Linked DNA regions of Homo sapiens: regions 1 and 3 are each linked to region 2. The links are chromatin contacts, found by Hi-C or POLR2A ChIA-PET in ENCODE. All regions are on one chromosome and are shown on one strand. The core of a region is the stretch at or near the end of the contact, and the rest is flanking DNA. Distances in the headings are between cores, read along the strand shown. Region 1 holds the start of DEGS1 (delta 4-desaturase, sphingolipid 1). Region 2 holds the start of BPNT1 (3'(2'), 5'-bisphosphate nucleotidase 1). Region 3 holds the start of WDR26 (WD repeat domain 26).

Region 1 (3,977 bases), core at 101-2,600, 4.1 Mb before region 2:
CAGCGAGTGGAGATCGCGCCACTGCACTCCAGCATGAGCAACAGAGTGAGACTCAGTCTCAAAAAACAAACAAACAAACAAACAAAAAACAAACACGTGCAGTCTCAAAAAACAAACAAACAAAAAACAAACACGTGCTCTGGAAGAGGCAACCGAATGCGCATTAGAATCCCCCTAGCATTTAGTCACGCGTTCTTATTTCATTTTTTAAAACAGCGATAATACCAACCAAGTAGAATTACCAAGAGGATGAAATTGGGTAATGTTTGTAAAGCATTCCACACAATCCCTAGCATATTAGGAGTAGCCTGGGAGAGATGAGCATTCTCTATGTAACACAGAAGGCCCGAATCCTCTGGAGAGTTAAGGCCTCTCAATTAGCTGTCAGGGGACCAGCAGGCCACGCCACATATTTTCCTTATTTGGCAAGTCTTCCATTTTCAGTCTTTTCATCCACAAAACCGAGATGGATGAAAAATGCCTACGAATCCGCCGTTCTTACGTCCCAGGCTTGTCGTGAGGATCAATGGGACAAGCGGCGTGAACCGACCAGGGCCCATCAAGTCCGAGAAGCCCCGGGGGGCATATGGAGGGACGCCGGCCCCCTTAACGGGCCCAAGGCCGGGACTGCGGCCGCCCCCGCCAGTACTGCCCGCCGGCGCCCGACACCCTGAGCAGGGCTCGCTGGTAGGCCCAAGGATGCCCAGGACCACACCCTGCCTAGCACTCAGGCAGCCCCAAGGCCGGCACCCGCTCACCTCGGCCCGCTCCGGAGGAGAGGGAGTGGTGAGAGGAAAGGGCGCCCACCTGAGGGCACAGGAATCTTCTAGCGAAAAGATCTACTCAAGGCTGGCACAGCCGGGGACACCCTTCGCCCCAACCGGCCGGCGTGGGCCTGGCGGGGACTCCCGCGCTCGGGGACGCGCCTGCGCCTCTTCGCGGAAGGGTCGGAGCTGCGCGGCTCCGAGGACCCGTCCCTCCCCCCGCTCCTCGCCCAGCCTCTCCCGCGCTGACCCGCGGGCTGGCGGCCCGAGCGGCGACGGGACGCGACGGGGAGCAGGCTGCTAACGGGCCTCCGGCGCCCACGACCGCGCAGGGCCCGCGAGGGGAGAGCGCGCCCCGGCGCCGGGAGGCCACGCACGCACATAACGGGGCGCCCGCTGGCCCTCACCCAGGATCTCCCGGCGCCGGTCGGCGTGCGGCTGGTCGGTGTAGACCCACTCGAAGTCTTCCCGCGAGACGCGGCTCCCCATGGCGACAGCGGTGGCTTGCAGACTAGCTGTCGGCTCTCGCTCCCAGCCGGCTGCTCAGAGGTGGCGGCGGCGGCGGCGGCTCCCCGGCTGGTGTGGTGTCGGCCGGCTGTGGCGGAGCGCGGAGGAGACGGAGGCGTGGGCGGAGTCCCGAGGCCCCGCCCCCCCCGGCCCGCCCGCCTGCCTCTCTGGGTGGAGGGCGCGTGGCGCTCCCAGGCCCCCGTGCGGGGCCGGCTCTCAGCGATTCTGGGACGCGGGGTTCTGAGCTTCGGTGACTCGGCCACCATCCAGGATGCCGCGTTCTTGCGAGTGCCCGCCCCTGCGGCCTGCTGCGCCGGAGCCCGGAGAAGATGAAAAAGGAAGGAATGGTCTCAAGTGAGATAAACCTGCCGCCCTAACGCCTCCGCGAGGGGAGCACCGGGCACGGCTACGGTCACACCGAGTCTGGAGGCCCCGGAGCCCTTCTTAAATGGCAGCTGGCCTAAGTTTTGTTTAATTTTTAAAAAGCAAATTAGCCATTGAGTCATATTTCGCTGCCTTCTGGAAATAATACCTCAGGGAAAAAATGCAGAGTGCGTGACAATTAAAAGCTAATCAAGTAAAAAGAAAACACCATTATTAAGAGGGGGTGATGATGTGGGATTTGTTGTTGTGCTTGAATTATTCTAGTGTGACCACTTCTGTTAAGAGATGATTGCTCAACCTTGCATCTACCTGTCGCAGAAGTAATCAACCACAACCTCTTCCTGAAAGAAAGGTTTTGAAACGAAACTAATTTTGTTTCAACATTAGTTACCACGTCTACATCAAAGAGCAACTTAAAGATTACAAAAAGAAGATAACCAAAGCAGGTGTGCCTCCTAGTCAAAGAACATGCTGTGCACGCGCACACGGCACACACACACACACAAATCTGATCGAGCCCCTAGATCTGACTGTTAATTTATAGAAAATAGAAAGGACATTTGGCCGGGTGCGGTGGCTCACGTCTGTAATCCTTGCACTCTGTGAGGCAGAGGCGGGTCCATCACCTGAGGTCGGGAGTTCGAGACCAGCCTGATCAGGATGGTGAAACCCCCGTCTCTACTAAAAATATAAAAAAATTAGCTGGGCGTAGTGGCAGGCGCCTGTAATCCCAGCTACTCAGGAGGCTGAGGCAGGGGAATCGCTCGAACTGGGAGGCAGAGGTTGCAGTGAGCTGAGACGGAGCCACTGCACTCCAGCCTGGGGGACAGACGGAGACTCCCTCTCAAGAAAAAAAAAAGAAAATAGAAAGGACAGAGGAATGTGTTAAACTAGGCCGTGGGGATGAAACTAGCAAGATCCAACTCTGGGAGACTATATGGGACAATGTCTGGGTTCTCTAATAAATGAAACTCAAGGCAAAAAAAGAGAAACCTGTAGATTAAAAGGAGTTTAAAAGACATACCAACCAATTGCAACGTGTTGACCTCATTTAGATTCTGATTGAAATAGTTTAAAAACATTGACATGAAATAATTGAACTCAGATATCAATTGGATATGTGATGATATTAAGGAATTATGAATTTCTTAAGTGTGATAATAGTATTATGGTTATAGTGGGTTTTGTTTTTTTTGAGACAGAGTCCTGCTCTGTTGCCCAGGCTGGAGTGCAGTGGTGGCCTCATGTCTCACTTCAGTCTTGACCTGAGCTTAAGCCATCCTCCCACCCCAGTCTCCCGAGGAGCTGGGATCACAGGCGTGCACCACCATGCTTGGCTACTTTTTTGAATTTTTGATAGAGATGGGGCCTCACCTTGTTGCCCAGGCTGGTCTCAAACGCTTGGGCTCAAGTGATCTCAAAGTATTGGGATCACAGGCATGAGCTACTACATCCGACCCCAGGAGCATTATTAATAAGTCCCTAAGACCCTCTCAGTACATTCACTTCTGAAATAGAGAGGGCCAGCACGGCTGAGACATCTAGCAGAGAAGGCTGTGAGAGCAGAGGGGAGACAGAACAGTGACACCTGGAGTGGAGGCCTGAAGGCTGATCAGAGCCCAGCGAGGGTCATGTCTGCAGGGCATGCTAGCAAATGCGTGGCTGGGTCAGCCTCCAGAGGGTCCCAGTCTCGAAAAAGGAGTGGGATTTGATGATGGATAGATACACAGGTCTGATCATGCAGGAGCTTTTTAGTTGTTAATGAAATGGTGGAGGAAAAAGAAGGTGGGGAGTGTCACCTGGAAAAGGACAGCTTTGTATTTGCCAAGTTTCATCTGGATTGGCAGATGGCACATGAAGCTGATAATTGGACTCAACTCAGGAGGAAGTTTTCAGGTGCTGACAAGTAAATGTATCCCTGCAGTTCAGAACGCAGTTGCTATCACAGGCATGTGTGAACTGGCACACCAGTCCAAAAGGTGTGCGGAGGCTTACGTCTGTAGTCTGAGCACTTTGGGAGGCCGAGGTAGGGGGATCGCTTGAGGGCAGGGGTTCGGGACAAGCCTGGGCAACATGGCAAAAACCCACCTCTATAAAAAATACAAAAATTATGCCGGGTATGGTGGCTCATGCCTGTAATCCCAGCACTTTGGGAGGCCAAGGCGGTCTCCAAGGTCAGGAGATCCAGACCATCCTGGCTAACACGGTGAAACCCCATCTCTACTAAAAATACAAAAAAAATTAGCCAGGCATGGTGGGGGGGGCGCCTGTAGCCCCAGCTACTTGGGGGGCTGAGGAAGGAGAATGGCATGAAACCGGGAG
Region 2 (3,930 bases), core at 373-2,872:
TACTCTTTAGGATGACTGCAGATTTCTATTCTCACTTGTTGAGCTTACCTTGCATTATGTTTGTCTTTATTTAAGCCATTTGTACTTGTCATGTAATTATACAATTTAATTATAAAAACCAAAGTATGGCCAGGTGCAGTGGCTCATGCCTGTAATCTCAGCACTTTGGGAGGCCGAGGCGGGCGGATCATGAGGTCAGGAGTTCGAGACCAGCCTGGCCAACATGGTGAAACCCCGTCTTTACTAAAAAAAAAAAAAATGCAAAAACTAGCTGGGCTGGGTGGTGTGCGCCTGTAGTCCCAGTTACTCAGGAGGCTGAAGCAGGAGAATAGCTTGAACCCTGGGAGGCAGAGGTTGCAGTGAGCCGAGATCAAGCCATTGCACTCCAGCCTGGGCGACAGAGTAAGACGCCGTCTCAAAAAATATATATATGTATATATGTGTGTGTGTGTGTGTGTGTATATATATATATATATATATATATATATATATATATATGGTTAAAGTAATATAATTTAAGTTATGTATATTTTTCCACTTCCCAAAAAGGGTCTACTTAACTCACAGAGTTATTGTGAAAATCAAATGAAGACGTAAAAGCCTTTTTAAGCTGGGCGCAGTGGCTCACACCTGTAATCCCAGCACTTTGGGAGGCCGAGGTGAGCAGATCACCTGGGGTCAGGAGTTCAAGACCAGCCTGGCCAATATGATGAAACCCCGTCTCTACTTAAAAAACAAACAAAATTAGCCCGGCGTGGTGGCGCGCCTGTAGTCCTAGCTACTTGGGAGGCTAAGGAGGAAGGATCGCTTGAACCCAGGAGGAGGAGGTTGTAGTGAACCTAGACTGCGCCACTGCACTCCAGCCTGGGCGACAGGATGAGACACTGCCCCCTTCCCCAACCACGCCCCCCAGTAAAAGATCCCATCTGTACACAAAAAATATTTTAATTAGCTGGGTGTGGTGGCGCGCACCTCCACCAGTAGTCCCAGCTACACGGAAGGCTGAGGCGGGAGGATGGCTTGAGCCTAGAAGTGGGAAGGCAGCAGTGAGCCGTAATCGACTCTGGGCGACAGAGCAAGCTATCTATCGCTTAAAAAAAAAAAAAAAAAAAAAAAAAAAAAGGTAAGCAAGCATCTTTGACACAATTCTGCATAAAGTTGCTGTGTTATTGCGTGGGGAGTGGGAGGTGGAGGTGTGTGTGGTGGACCTGCTGAAGCCTGTCCACGGACCGCTAGGGGTTCGAAGTTAAATAGCCGCAGAGTGGTATCACTAATACAAAGAACATTTTAAAACAGTGAACTCTACGAAGTGGGCTGGAAGACAGCTGAAACCAAAACCAATCTTTTTTTTGTTTCAACACACTGTTGCTGGCTTAATGTGTTCTTTCCTTCTTCTTTTTCTTTTTTTAGCCAATCTTTGAAAGTTGACACATCTTTCGCTTTTATTTAATGCAACAGGTGACTTGCACCTACGGAGAGCTTGGAGAAAACACGGACAAGTGGAATTTTCCCGCGGATCAGGAGTCTAAAGAGGCAGTGTGAAATCGCTGTTGTGCGCTTGCGCGCAGTTTCCCGCATGCTCAGTAGCTGAGGTAGGGATGCCATCCTTCTCAAAAGACTTATTGACAGTGCCAAAGCTCGGTACTGGACACAACGAGGGACCTGGGTCTACGATAACGCGCTTTTGCTCCTCCTGAAGTGTCTTTGGTCCAACGTTGTTCCAGGTTTGTCACCGTTTCTCTCCGGCCGGTCAGGGCAAGAGCCAGGTAGATAGGATTTATGTTAAAAAAATAAAACGAAAAAGGTTTATGTGAATCAGATTGCTTCTCCAGATATTCTAACTTCCGACTTGGACTCTTGAGTGTCGATATTTTAATTGTTTATCTGTGCTTTTATTTTCGTGATCCGGAAGGTTTTTATAGCCATATACTGTAGAAACAAGACAAACCTAGACATTGAGTTTGTTGATGCACCCAAATTTAGAAACTGCTTGGTACCTAAAATTAAATTTCTTTAAACAGCAAATATTCTTCCAACTGCCATTTCTACATATTTATAGGTTTGCGTGATTTATTTGGATTTCTCTGTAAATATAATTGTTGGTTCAAAAGATACGTACTTTATACTTTTATTAAGGTTCTCAAAACTCTCCTAAGAGGGTTCACCGCTTTGCCAACAATGCTCAGGAACATGTTCCCTCACACCCTTGCAAACTGGACAAAGGACAAACTCTTCTTCTTTCTTCTTTTTTCTTCTTCTTCTTCCTCCTCCTTCCTCCTCCTTCTTTTTTTTTTTTTTTTTTTTTTTTCGAGACGGAGTCTCGCTCTGTCGCCCAGGCTTGAGTGCAGTGGTGCAATCTCGGCTCACTGCAAGCTCCACCTCCCAGGTTCACGCCATTCTCCTGCCTCAGCCTCCCGAGTAGCTGGGACTACAGGCGCCCACCACCAAGCCTGGCTAATTTTTTTTGTATTTTTAGTAGAGACGGGGTTTCACCGTGTTAGTCAGGATGGTTTCGATCTCCTGACCTCGTGATCTGCCCGTCTCGGCCTCCCAAAGTGCTGGGATTACAGGCGTGAGCCACCGCGCCCAGCCTTTCTTTCTTTCTTTTTTTTTTTTTTTTAAGACAGGTTCTAGCTCTGTCCCCCAGGCTGGAGTACAGTGGTGCCATTATGTCTCACTGCAACCTTGACCTCCCAGGGTCTGGTGATTCTCCCACCTCAGCCTCCCGAGCAGCTGGGACTACAGGCATGTGCCACCACACCATCTAATTTTTGCATTTTTTTGTAGAGACGAGGTTTTGCCATGTTGCCCAGGCTGGTCTCGAACTCCTGAGCTCAAGCAATACACCAGCCTTGGCCTCCCAAAAAGTTCTAGGATTACGGGTGTGAGCCACTGCATTCAGCGACAATTTTTTTTTTTTTTTTTTTTTTTGAGTCGGAGTCTCTGTCGCCCAGGCTGGACTGCAGTGGCGCGATCTCGGCTCACCACAACCTCTGCCTCCTATGTTCAAGCAATTTTCCTGCCTCAGCCTCCTGAGTAATTTTTGTATTACTATGCCTGGTTAATTTTTGTATTTTTAGTAGAGATGGGGTTTCACCATGTTGGCCAGGCTAGTCTTGAACTCCTAACTTCAGGTGATTCACCTGCCTTGGCCTCCCAAAGTGCTGGGATTACAGGTGTGAGCCACCGTGCCCTGCCAAATTTTCTTTTCTATGCCAATCTTAAAAATAAACAATCATGGCCCGGCGCGGTGGCTCACGCCTGTAATCCTAGCACTTTGGGAGGCTTAGGCAGGCCATGAGGTCGGAAGTTCGAGACCAGCCTGACCAACATGGAGAAACCCTGTCTCTACTAAAAATACAAAATTAGCCAGGTGTGGAGATGCTTGCCTGTAATCCCAGCTACTCGGGAGGCTGAGGCAGGAGAATCGCTTAAACCCGGGAGGCAGAGGTTGCGGTGAGCCAAGATCTCGCCATTGCACTCCAGCCTGGGCAACAAGAGCAAAAACTCTGTCTCAAAAAATAAATAAATTAATTAATTAATTAAAAATAAAATAATCATTTCTCATTGTTTTAGTTTGCATTTCTTTCATAATTAGTGAAGCTGAGTATTTATGTATTTAATGGCCAGTGCTTTTCTCTTTGTAGGTGTTGCCCGTTCTTGTTTATTTGCTCATTTTTCTATTGGATTATTCAGCTTTTATATACTGATCTTTTACAAATTAAGTCATTTGTCTGGTATGTGATACAATATTTTTTTCTCATTTTGTCAAGTACCTGTTTATTTAGTTTATGGTATTTTGGCCATGTAGAAGTTTTAATTTTATTTTTATTTATTGATTGATTGATTTTGAGACGGAATCTCGCTCTGTCACCCAGGCTGGAGTGCAATGGTGCAAATGATCTCAGCTCACTGCAACTTCTACCTCCC
Region 3 (3,938 bases), core at 953-3,452, 4.3 Mb before region 2:
TGAAATGAGCTGAGTCTTGAAAGACTGACTGGCATCAGACAGGTGAAGAAAAGACGGGAGAGTGTAGTCAAAGACTCTCAAGGAGAAATGAGCCAGTACATTTGGCGGACAGTAGACAGGTCCCTGAAGAGGAGCAATAAGAGATGAAGCCAAAAAGAAAGACTGAAAGCAACCTGTGGTGAGCAAGACAGAATTTGGATTTTATTCTGTAGGTAATGTGGTGTTACTGAAGGTTCCTCAGTGTGTAGAGTGGTATTTCAGAATTGTTCATCTGCACATAGACCTGAAACTTGGCTTTAGAAAGACCTAAAGACCCAGAGTTCAGATAACAGATTCTCAAGCTGTGTTTTAGTACAGAGAAAAATGTTCTGTAAGGGACTTTATAAATTCAGAATTCTAACACGAGCAGTGTTGGTTACCTAAAAATTAGAAAAACTGGAATATAGAGTTTAGATAGCAATGGAATCCAATTTATTTTTCATCATTTTACTTTTGTTAATGAAGTGTGAGCTTTGTCTGTAGCTGCCATGAAGTGACTGATTTCCTTTATAAAACCTACAGTCTTTATTCAGAAGCAAGTCTTCAATGTTGCTATGGGCCTAATAAATTATTATAAACCATTTTGCAAAAATTAAATTTTGCCTAAACAACACTTTTAATAATAAGGTTGTCTAAAGTTAATATACAAACAGGGCTCTCTGAGGGTGTTAACTATCTAGTAATTCAGGCTCTGCTGGATACAGTGACAGAGCTCTATGAACCTCAACTAGAACTCAGGTCGGCCTCAGGTGAATATAAACACTGTATGTGAGTCACCTTGCAATTACAGCTGCCACCTGGAAGCAAATTTAAGCAGTAAGAACTACAAAACCAAATCCCTGTAAGATCCTGCATTGACCTTCCTCTTACTTCTTCCTGTCTGAGGATCCATAAACCTCAGGATTCTTTACTAATTTCTCATCAGCATCATTTTTTATTGTATTTCCAAATTTAAAAACAACTGTCTCCAAAGGCCTCAAAATTACTTTCAGTTATTACTATAATAAATATCAGCGATGTATGATGTATTAATTAGAAACTAAGGTGTTTTTTTTCCCCTCCCCACAGGAAAACTACTTCAGAGAAAGACTTTAAATTTCTGAGAAAATCTTTATACATATTGAGTATAGATGCTATCAACCACATACATGAAAATAATTGTTTGGGGATAATGCACACCATTTGCCAATGATTAAGATTCAGCCCAGTCTTTGTTGCTGCATTTCTACATTCACATAAATTGGTAAGTCATGATGACACAGAAGGCTCACATGCCACGTAAAAATTTCAAGCCTGGATCTGAATGGGTGCCTGAATCCTTCTCAGAATGCATATTTTGGAGGCAACTGTTTGGTTTATGTTACTGCTCCCTAAACTGGGCAGTGACTCAAGAGGCAGCTGGAAGAGAGAAGGAGGTGCTGGGCAAGTGCTAAAAAAGAGTGAAGCCTCAACAGCAGAGTCCCTCCCCTTCTCTACACACCACACAGCCTTTTTGTGACTTCTTGTCCCCATAAGATATGCTCCTCTAGACTAACTCCCCTTCCCAGGGTGGAGCAGAGTCTCACCGGCTCATTATCTCACAGCTCCCGGGATGGCCCCGGGTACAGCAACTGTGTGGCACTTGGCTGTGGAAATTCAAGTTTTTCCACCCTAAAACAAGTAGGTTGTGAAACCCGATTTCGGTCCTGGTTACCATTGAGAGGGGCCTACCACAGCCCTGTGCCTGGAAGTTCCTGCCTGTCGAAGCTCCTAGCCCCCTGCCCCATCCTCACCTTCTGCACCTGATGGAGAAGGTGCAGTCCCTCCGCGCACCTTACATGCCCATGCCACACTGGTGGACTCACGCACGCACGCCAACTCTGCCATCCCATGCACGCCCGGCTTCGGAGGGCGGCTACGAACTTACTGCTCGTCGAGCCAGCCGAGCCAGGGCGCAAGGGGAAAGGCCCGAGCGGGGCCGGGGATAGGATCGGATAGGAGTCGGGGTCGTGGATGGGGTCGGGGCGGACCCCGCCGGCCCGCTGGCCTCCCTCCCCTGACCCCCGGGACAGCCCCCGATGCACGTGCTGGGTGACAGGCCCCCTATAGGTTCCATACCTGCCACCGGAAGTGAGTGAGGAGGGCAGTATAGGCATTTCCTGTGACGCGAGCGCCTGGACTCCATTAGGCAGCAGCTGGGGGAAGAATCAACACACCAGGGAGCAGAGCGGAGCGGATCCGAGGACAGAGGCGGCAGCTGCCTCCGCTGCCGCCCGCCGCCGCCGCCGCCGCAGCCACTGCCGGGGCTCAGCCCAGCGGCGGGCCCCGCGCCCCCGCAGCCGCCCCGCGGCGCCCCCCGGCGCGACCCCCGGGCCGCGCACCCCGAGCTGCCTCCGGGAGGGGGGGGGGAAAGGGCCCGGATCCTCCTTCTCCCCCTCCTCCTCCTCCCCCTCCTCTCACCCTCACCCTCACCCTCCTACCCTGACCCCCTCCCCGCCTCCCCGGCCCCCCTCACCCCGACCCTCTCCCCGGCCCCCGCCTCCCCTCCCCCGCCTCGCCCCACCGGCTTCCCACCACGGCCTCTCTCGGCGAGGAAACTCTGGCCTCCGCTTCCTCCTCCTCCGACTCGGACACCGGCGGAGCCTCCCCGCCCCCGCGGAAGAAACCCCGAGCCTCGGCGGCGGAGGGAGTAGGAGAGCCCGGGGCTTCGGCAGGCAGAGCAGGCCTCTCCCCTCCGTCCTCGTCGTCCTCGTCCTCCTCCTCCTCCTCCTCCTCCGTGGTGGTAGTGGTGGGACTTCCCCCGGCTGCTGCCCCTCCCGCCGCCGCTGCTGTCCCCCACCGAAGTAGCGGCCACAGCCTGGTCAGCGGCAGCATCATGCAGGCCAATGGGGCAGGAGGAGGAGGAGGAGGTGGCGGCGGCGGCGGTGGAGGAGGAGGGGGCGGCGGGGGCCAGGGACAGACCCCGGAACTCGCCTGCTTGTCGGCCCAGAACGGGGAGTCGTCCCCCTCGTCGTCGTCGTCCGCGGGGGACCTGGCCCACGCCAATGGGCTCCTGCCTTCCGCCCCCTCCGCCGCCAGCAACAATAGCAACAGCCTGAATGTCAATAACGGGGTTCCCGGCGGGGCGGCCGCCGCATCCTCAGCCACCGTCGCAGCTGCCTCCGCCACCACCGCCGCCTCCTCTTCCTTGGCCACCCCAGAACTGGGCAGCAGCCTCAAGAAGAAGAAGCGGCTCTCCCAGTCAGATGAGGATGTCATTAGGCTAATAGGACAGCACTTGAATGGCTTAGGGCTCAAGTAAGTATCCCTTACCGCCAGCTGGTGATGGACAGACCGAGGGACGGAGGCTCCAGGGGGGTAGGGGAAGGGGCGGAGGGGGGAGGGGGGCTTGAAAGAGCTCGGTCAAAGAGAATGAGTGCTGGGCACGCAGGACCCAGTACACAGGAGGACGCGGCTCAGGGCGACCGGGGAGGAGGAGCGGACCTGAAAGGAAATAGGGGAAAATCAATCAGTCTGACAAATTGTGAGACGAGACAGGCGTTGAGGGGTTAGGAAGGGTTAGGAGAAACCCAAAGAATGACTTCTCCCCACGCACCTTCAGAGCTTAATTGTCTGTCAATAAAGACAGATGCGGGAGTGTGTTTCTGTATGTGTTGGGGGAGGGGTGGATTAGAGCTGGTGGAAATAATGAACCTTGGAGGATTTGTTTTTCAAGTGTATCTTGGAGGCATCTTTGTGGGACACCTCCCCACCCCCAACCGTGGCAGACAACAACCCAAGCAAACTACCAATCAGGAAAGACAATCACCTACAAGTGTTTATGGGAACGGAGGGGCTGGGATCATTTGGAAAGAGGTTGTTGAATAAATCTGATGCGAATAATGAAGATACAGTGTTGATGTCGTTTAAAGGCCCTTGTG

What was found. Hi-C counts contacts between places; a loop is a spot of excess contacts on that map. ChIA-PET counts read pairs that join two places held with the same protein, here RNA polymerase II (POLR2A). Pooled maps may share reads with other maps.
Region 1: a map with no recorded cell type shows a loop between it and region 2 (7-fold over the local background). The contact joins the promoter of DEGS1 here to the promoter of BPNT1 in region 2. A Hi-C loop is called at or near these places in 1 of 37 single-sample maps with no recorded cell type and 7 of 50 pooled maps. POLR2A ChIA-PET finds 5 or more read pairs at or near these places in 1 of 52 experiments (Caco-2).
Region 3: a loop to region 2 is called in a map of CD8-positive, alpha-beta T cell, with 5 times the contacts of the local background. The contact joins the promoter of WDR26 here to the promoter of BPNT1 in region 2. A Hi-C loop is called at or near these places in 2 of 168 maps with a recorded cell type or tissue (CD8-positive, alpha-beta T cell and naive thymus-derived CD4-positive, alpha-beta T cell) and 4 of 50 pooled maps. POLR2A ChIA-PET finds 5 or more read pairs at or near these places in 2 of 52 experiments (activated B cell and activated T-cell).

Annotation. Positions count from the first base shown.
Region 1 is chr1:224,180,613-224,184,589 of GRCh38, reverse strand. DEGS1 (delta 4-desaturase, sphingolipid 1) reads right to left here and starts at 1,350. Exons shown (of 3, transcript NM_003676.4): 1 at 1,172-1,350. The coding sequence starts at 1,253. RefSeq lists silencers at 605-684, 845-1,224, 1,325-1,524 and enhancers at 511-1,340, 1,675-1,764, 1,341-2,171, 2,025-2,174.
Region 2 is chr1:220,087,480-220,091,409 of GRCh38, reverse strand. It overlaps BPNT1 (3'(2'), 5'-bisphosphate nucleotidase 1), which reads left to right and starts at 1,622. Exons shown (of 9, transcript NM_006085.6): 1 at 1,622-1,724. RefSeq lists an enhancer at 1,322-1,511.
Region 3 is chr1:224,433,061-224,436,998 of GRCh38, reverse strand. It overlaps WDR26 (WD repeat domain 26), which reads left to right and starts at 2,202. Exons shown (of 14, transcript NM_001379403.1): 1 at 2,202-3,315. The coding sequence starts at 2,594. It also overlaps a transcript of CNIH3 not described here. RefSeq lists an enhancer at 1,294-1,483 and a silencer at 1,824-2,223.